Regions from separate parts of the Homo sapiens genome. Here regions 2 and 3 are each linked to region 1. Evidence: chromatin loops called from intact Hi-C (ENCODE). Cell type or tissue: endothelial cell of umbilical vein. All regions are shown on one strand.

Evidence for each region. Peaks named below come from ENCODE experiments on the same cell type or tissue, not always from the same donor. Only the 100,000 strongest peaks of a DNase experiment are listed, where the experiment ranks them.
Region 2: it touches region 1 in a loop (12-fold over the local background); 10 of 110 quality-filtered maps call a loop at or near these places.
Region 3: it touches region 1 in a loop (8-fold over the local background); 37 of 110 quality-filtered maps call a loop at or near these places.

Annotation. Positions count from the first base shown.
Region 1 is chr10:119,198,158-119,200,657 of GRCh38, reverse strand. No RefSeq gene overlaps it. Among named protein-coding and RNA genes, the nearest start is that of GRK5, 8.2 kb to the left of the region's middle. In endothelial cell of umbilical vein, CTCF peaks have their summits at 1,064 and 2,008 (motif pointing right); a DNase peak (open chromatin) is centred at 1,057; H3K27ac peaks cover 548 bases.
Region 2 is chr10:119,138,229-119,140,728 of GRCh38, reverse strand. No RefSeq gene overlaps it. Among named protein-coding and RNA genes, the nearest start is that of SFXN4, 26 kb to the left of the region's middle. In endothelial cell of umbilical vein, a CTCF peak has its summit at 1,099 (motif pointing left); no DNase peak of the experiment used is centred here.
Region 3 is chr10:119,488,974-119,491,473 of GRCh38, reverse strand. No RefSeq gene overlaps it. Among named protein-coding and RNA genes, the nearest start is that of RGS10, 52 kb to the left of the region's middle. In endothelial cell of umbilical vein, a CTCF peak has its summit at 1,542; a DNase peak (open chromatin) is centred at 1,573.

The DNA.
Region 1 (2,500 bases):
TTACAGGCATGAGCCACTGTGCCCGGCCCCTTTTCCAGTAATTTACTTAAAAGCCAATGATTTCCTGTTAATATAGGTAAGGAAAGAATCCAGACCATCACTTGTGGTCTCTTTATGACCAGCATCTATCAGGTGATGACATGCCTAAAGCTAGTCAATTGTTTTGCATGGTAGCCTATATTGGACATATAGATACGATCTTATCAATGGTAGAACTCCTTCTTAAGAGGAGGAGGAGGCAGGCTGAATTAAATGCAACATTAGGAGCCCTTATAACCAGATGACTCATAGGTGAAGTGGGCTCACAGGGTTTCAACCCTCCTGCTGCGATAGCATAAACTTTCTTTTATTTATGTATTTTTTTTTTTTTTGAGATGGAGTCTCACTCTTGTCACCCAGGCTGGAGTACAGTGGCACGATCTCGGCTCACTGCAACCTTCGCCTCCCAGGTTCAAGCGATTCTCCTGCCTCAGCCTCCTGAGTAGCTGGGATTACAGGCGCCCTCCACCACACCTGGCTAATTTTTTGTATTTTTAGTAGAGATGGGGTTACATCATGTTAGCCAGGCTGGTCTCGAACTCCTGAACTTAGGTGATCCACCCACCTCGGCCTCCCAAAGTGCGGGGATTACAAACGTGAGCCACTGCGCCCAGCCACATAAACTTTCTCTTGCTCCAAAAACTCTGAGTCCAATTATTTTTGAAGCCTCGGAATAAAGCGTTTACTGACCTAAGATAGGCCATTATATGCATGTGTATATTTCATGGCCCCGATAAAAGGAGGATATATTTTCTCCTTCATTGAAATCTCAGCTAGCCAGTTATATGCTAAATGTAATGCATTGCACAGAATGATCTTTTTTTACAATTACATAAAATAGAATATAATATCTAATTTGCCCAGTTGGTTTGGAGCAGCTCAAGTCCTCCTGTAGTGGCATCTTAGAGCAAAGCTGTGAGTTGATGTGCTATAGAAATGAGCTTGTGCAGGAGCAGTTAGATACAGTTGGAGCACTCACTCCAAGCAGCTGTCCTAGTCTCCTCCATGGAGAGAGGATGCCACCTAGCATGAACTCTGGAGAGCTGCAGCCAAATGGCGAAAGCAAGCTGCAAGCTCCGCAACCTTCGTATGCTCCAGGATACCAATCAGACCCCTCCAGTCCAGGCTGAATGGGACCTCTGTTTGGGGGAGGTGGGAGGCAGGTCAGCCTGGGGAGACACTGGTTAATGTGTGTCCCAGTCCTTTAGGGCTGCTACAACAAAGCATCTTAGACTGGGTAACTTACAAACAATAGAAATGGATTGCTCGTAGTTCTGGAGGCTGGAAAATGCAAGATCAGGGCACCAGCAGATATGGTGTCTGGTGAGAGCTCCCTGCTTCATGGATGGTGCCTTGTTGCTACGTCCTAACGTCACAGAAGAAGCAAAAGAGCTCCCTCAGGCCTCTTTTATCGAGGCGCTAATCCTATTCAGGAGGACTCCATTCTCATGACCCAGTCACTCTCAAGGCTCCATCTCTTAATACCCTAGAAGGGCCAGGATGGGGAAAAAGAGGCAAGATCAAGGGTGCTCTACATGGTGTCCTCCCAAGTTAGCAGATCCTGCATCACAGGAGGGAGGAAGGAGTATTTCAAAGGAGAAAAACAGTCCCTAAGGAGGTCCGTATGGGGCTAAAAAGGTGATAGAATTTTTACCTCACATCCTGCTTTATGTTTGCCTTATCGGCATTGTAATTTTAATTTCTGTCTGTTATTTCTAAGGCTTCAGTTTAAAAGGACTGCCTGTCCTAGCTGGGATTGGAGAATTGAGAGAAAGGCATGTGATCCTCCCGGGACCCAGAGGTAAGTACAAGGAGAGCAGCAGCAGCCCAGAGAAGCCCCTGGAGCTAGGGCTGGAGGGGACCGGAGAAGCAGGTGTCTGCAGTGAGCTGGATACCTAAGGTGAAGAGCCTGCCCAGGATCCATATGAACAAAACGGAAAGTTTTCTTTGGGGTTCCCGAGAGGTCCCGAGAATGAATCTTGCTAGTCCGGGCAAGTAGGGGGCGCTGGTTGTTGGACTTTTGGATACCAACATTAGTAACTTTTTTGGTAGCTGCAATGAACTGAATATGTTCCCCCAAAATTCAGATTGAAATTCTAATCCCTAATGTGATGGTATTAGGAGGTGGGACCTTTGAGAGGGAATTAAGTCATGAATGTAGAGCCTTCATGAATGGGACTAGTGCTCTTATAAAAGGGACTTCAGAGAGCTCTTCCACCCTCTCCCCACCATGTGAAGATACAACAAGAAGTCAGCAGCGGGCAACCCAGAAGAGGGCCCTCATCAGAACCTCATCATGCTGGCTCCCTGATCTCAAACCTCCAGCCTCTAGAACTGCGTGAAAGAAATTTCTGTTGTTTGTAAGCCACCCAGTCTATGGAACTTGTTACAGTAGCCGGAACTAGGACAGTATCCCAGCATGTCGAAACAGAACCTGACAAAATAAGGTCGCATTGTTCAA
Region 2 (2,500 bases), 60 kb after region 1:
TCCTCTCTGGCAAAGGACCCTGCCTCCTCCGCCAGGAAACAGGTCAGCAGTGGAGCCCCCCACACCCGCACCCACACCCATCCTTCCTCCGTGTAATGCCAGCGTCCTCCAGGCTCTGGGCCTCTCTCTGCTTCCTCAGGGCTGTGCTCTGTAGCCTCTGTCTGCCAGGTCCTTCCCAGAAGTATGTAAACTACTTGTCGGCCAGGCGCGGTGGCTCACGCCTGTAATCCCAGCACTTTGGGAGGCTGAGGCCAGTGGATCGCCTGAGGTCAGTGGATCGCCTGAGGTCAGTGGATCACCTGAGGTCAGGAGTTCGAGACCAGCCTGGCCAACATGGTAAAACCCCGTGTCTACTAAAAATATAAAAATCAGCCAGGCGTGGTGTTGCGCACCTGTAGTCCAAGCCACTCAGGAGGCTGAGGCAGGAGAATCACTTGAACCCTGGTGGCGGAGGTTGCAGTGAGCTGACGTCATGCCATTGCACTCCAGCCTAGGCAATAGAACGACTGTGTCTCAAAAAGAAATAAACTGCTTGTCACCTGCCTCATTAGAGACAGGATCTTGCTGTCACCCAGGTTGGAGTGCACTGGCACAATCAGCTCACTGCAGCCTTGAACTCCTGGGCTCAATGAGGACCCACCTGCCTCAGCCTCCTGAGTGGCTGGGACTACAGGCGCCTGTCACCACGCCTGGCTGTAGCCAGACACTTTAAAAGAGTTGTCCGCCCTCACTGTCTCCACCCCACCTCCCGTTCTGCTAAGATTTCTCTCATCCGTGACCCACCTGAATGTGGCACTGCCACACTGCTGGGCACTCAGGCTGGTCACTGAGCTGCTTACTTGGCTGTACTTTGCCATTTGGATGTCCCAGACACCTCAAACTCAACCCATCCGAACCTGAGATCAGCTCTCCCTCCCAGTCTCAGGAATTGACACCACCACCTCCCCAGGTGCACCAGACAGGATCACTGGAGGCGCCCTCTCCCCACCTTACCAGCCTATGCAGTAGACAGGGCCCAGTACATGGAGTCTGGAACCCACATATGCCCACTGCTACCACCCAGCGCAGTCCAACAGCATCCCCTGCTGGCACTGCCTGGCCCATCTCCTGCCTACTCCCTCCGGTCCACGTTCCAGCCTGCTCTTCTAAACCACACCTGCTGAACAACTGTTTTTTTTTCTTTTGAGACGGAGTCTCACTCTGTCACCCAGGCTGGAGTGTAGAGTGCAGTGGCGCGATCTTGGCTCACTGCAACCTCCACCTCCTGGGTTCAAGTGATTCTTGTGCCTCAGCCTCCTGAGTAGCTGGGACTACAGGCATGTACCAGCCACCACGTCCAGCTAATTTTTGTTTTGCTTTTTTTAAGTAGAGATGGGGTTTCACCATGTTGGCCAGGCTGTCATCTCCTGTCCCCGCGATCCACCCACCTTGGCCTCTTTAAGTGCTGGGATTACAGGCCTGAGCACCGCACCGGGCCTGAAAAGCCTTAAATGGCTTCCCAGTGCGTCAAGATCAAGCCCACCTTCCTCACCACAGCAAGCCTTTCCCATACTCGTATCCTGCCACTCCCTCCCCTCCCTGTAGACCCTCCAGGTCCTCACATGGGCTGTGGTCTCTTCTCAGGGCCTTCACACAGCTGTTTCCTCTGGTCTGAGTAGATGTCTACTTAATGCTTCAGGCCTGACTTTGACATTGATCACTCCCTCTGGGAGGCCTTCCAGGATTGACAGCACTGAACTGGGTCCCCATCTATGTGCTCCAATACCACTCTGTTTCACACATCACGCCTAGCACTAGCCACACTACAGCAGCCTGTTTGCTGACCCTATTCCCCAAGCGGACTGTGCGCAGCACCGCGAGAGCGGGAGCTGCTGCCCATCAGGGTAGTTCAAAATACAACACAGGCATGGCACAGAGTAGGTACCTCAACATTTGAGTACTGGACTAATGCTTCCAACACACCCTACCCCACATTACCAAAGAATTTATCTGTGGTTTTGTTTCCCCAAGGCCAGTATGATGGTTCATTTCCAAATTTGGTGAGGAAAGTTTCATAACAGCCTAAAAGGACAAAATCAGTAAATGGCTCAGTTTGACCATAGGCTGACACTAACCAAAATTAAAGTTAGAGAACAAGATGGGCAACAGCTGCAGGTGGAGGTTTAACCGCTAACAGATGACAGAAATGTGAAGGCATCTTCCAAGGACAGGAGACTGAAGTTACAGAGGCAGCTCCAGGAAGGCGAGTGGAGGAGGGCTAGGGCGGGAGGAAAGGGTGTGTGGGGGACGGCTTGAACTTTTTTTTTTTTTTTTTTTTGAAACCAAGTCTCGCTCTTTTGTCCAGGCTGGAGTGCAATGGTGCAGTCTCGGCTCACTGCAACCTCCGCCTCCCTGGTTCGAGCAATTCTCCTGCCTCAGCCTCCCAAATAGCAAGTAGCTGGGATTACGGGCATGTGCCACCACACCCAGCTAATTTTTGTACTTTTAGTAGAGATGGGGT
Region 3 (2,500 bases), 290 kb before region 1:
ATTATTATTTTACTATTGGTTAGCATGAGAATTGTGGTTATGTTCATGTCATGAAGTTCAACTGCCTAAATTCTATCCCAGCTCCGTCGCTTATTAGCCCTGTGAGCTTGCGTAAGCCATCATGGATCTTTTCAAGCCCAAGTTTTCTCAATTATTAGATGGGATAATATTGGTCCCTATGCCTTAGTCTGTTTCATCTGCTATAACAAAATACCTGGGTAACTCAAAAACAACAGATATTTATTGCTCACAGTTCTGGAGGCTGGGAAGCCCAAGATTAAAGACACTGACAGATGAGGTGTTTGGTGAGAGCCTGTTTCTCATCCATGGTGCCTTTTATGTCCTCACATGCTGGGCACATGCTCAGCTGGAAAGGGCAAGCAAGTTCCCTAGGGTCTCTGAGCACTGATTCCCATTCATTCAGGTGCCGACCCAGAGCCTTCATGACCTAATCACCCGCGAAAGGCCCTGCCTCTTTTTTTTTTTGAGATGGAGTCTCGCTCTGTCACCCAAGCTGGAGTGCAGTGGCATGATATGGGCTCACTGCAACCTCTGCCTCCTGGGTTCAAGCGATTCTCCTGCCTCAGCCTCCTGAGTAGCTGGGATTACAGGCATGCGCCACCACGCCTGGCTAATTTTTGTATTTTTGGTAGAGAGGAGGTTTTGCCATGTTGGCCAGGGTGGTCTCGAACTCCTGACCTCAAGTGATCCGCCCGCCTTGGCCTCCCAAAGTGCTGGGATTACAGGTGTGAGCCACTGTGCCCCAGCCGGCCCTGCCTCTTGATATCATCACACTGGGGACTCGGTTTCAACATGTGAATTTGGGGCGGGGGTCGGGGGCGGCACAAACATTCAGACGCTAGCACTATATAAAATCCAATGAGATAATACATGCAATGTGCGCAGCACAGTGCCTTGCGCACAGCGGCTTAATAAACCTTGGTGATTATTATGAGGCCACCAAACCAGGGATAGGTCGTGTGGTCTGCCTAAGGTGCGCAGGGAAGGGTAGCAGATCCCGGCCGGGTCTGACTCCTGGATCCTTGCCTGGGACTCTTTCACTGTCCCCCCAGTCCCCCGCACACACATGCACACGATGTTACCCCGCGTTCGAGTCGTGATCGACGGGCAGCCAGCTGGACCTGAATGTCATTCAAATGATTGCAGGCTCGAAACCAGGGGTGGGGGGGCTCTCAGGAGAGGATTTGGGCCCAGAAGGGGACATGCAGGGGGAAGCCAGAGAAGTGAGAGGGAGATCTGAGTGGTGGGTGCCCCAGCAGCGTAATATGGCTCCATTTCCAACCTGGAACCAGGTTGTTGCCTCTCCAGACATTTTGTGTCCGAAGGAAGGGGAAGGGAATTCAGTAGACATTCTTTGGAGGAGCCTCTTGGACTTCGGTGACTTTTTCTTGACAAGAACCATGGTCTCCTAGGGCAGAGCTGCCCACATGCTTTTCTGGGAGGTCCCGGGCTCCCCAGGCTCCTTGGAGTAGAAGGAAGTCTGGGGACCCCCGAGAGCCTGCCTGAAATTCCTGGCTTGAGCTCACGGGGGAGCTGGTGAGCTGTGGAGGGAGGCAGCTCCCGGGGTTCTTGCGGGTCCCTGCAGCACGGGAGGACCCTCCAAGGCCCTGGGCACCCATCCTGGTCAGACCGTCCCCTCCCACCAACTTTTCTCCTTGTCTCTCCCAGAAGGGTGCCCTGGGGAGACCCTCTCCCCAGAGGCTGGGACTGGGCAGGAAGGTGGGGCAGCTGCTCCCATCCTTTCTGCCCCGCACAGTTCAGGCAGTTCATCTTCGGGCAGGAAGATGAGGTTTCGAGGTACTTCCTGGGCTTGCGCTGACGTTTTTGACTACCGTCCCCGCCCCCACCCCGCCCCACTCTCTAGTTTGGCCTCTGCTGGCTCCAAAACCCTCTCAAATATCCCACGAGGGTCATTAGTGGGAGACCTTTGTTCAGTTCATTCATTTTTTAAATCAATGCTATATATTTTTTTAATGCTCGGAAACAGTGTTTTGATGTGAGTTTATTACTTGAAGAACTGCAGGACTTTGTACAACAAACTGCCTGATACTAAAGTTATATTAACAAAGAGATCAAGAAATGACTGGCTGTGTGCACAGAGGCTTAAAGGTTTAGTGTGGCTGAGATACTAAACGTCTCTCTTTCCCACCACTTTATTTTATTTTTATTTTTGAGACAGAGTCTTGCTCTGTCACCCAGGCTGGAGTGCAGTGGCATGATCTTGGCTCACTGCGACCTCCATCTCCTGGGTTCTCATGCCTCAGCCTCCCAAGTAGCTGGGATTATAGGCGCATGCCACCATGCCTGGCTAATTTTTGTATTTTTAGTACAGATGGGGTTTCATCTTGTTGGCTAGGCTGGTCTCAAACTCCTGACCTCAGGTGATCCACCCGACTCAGCCTCCCAAAGTGATGGGATTACAGGTGTGAAGCACTGCACCCAGCCTCCCATCACTTTATTTTAAAAGTGTATTTCCAAA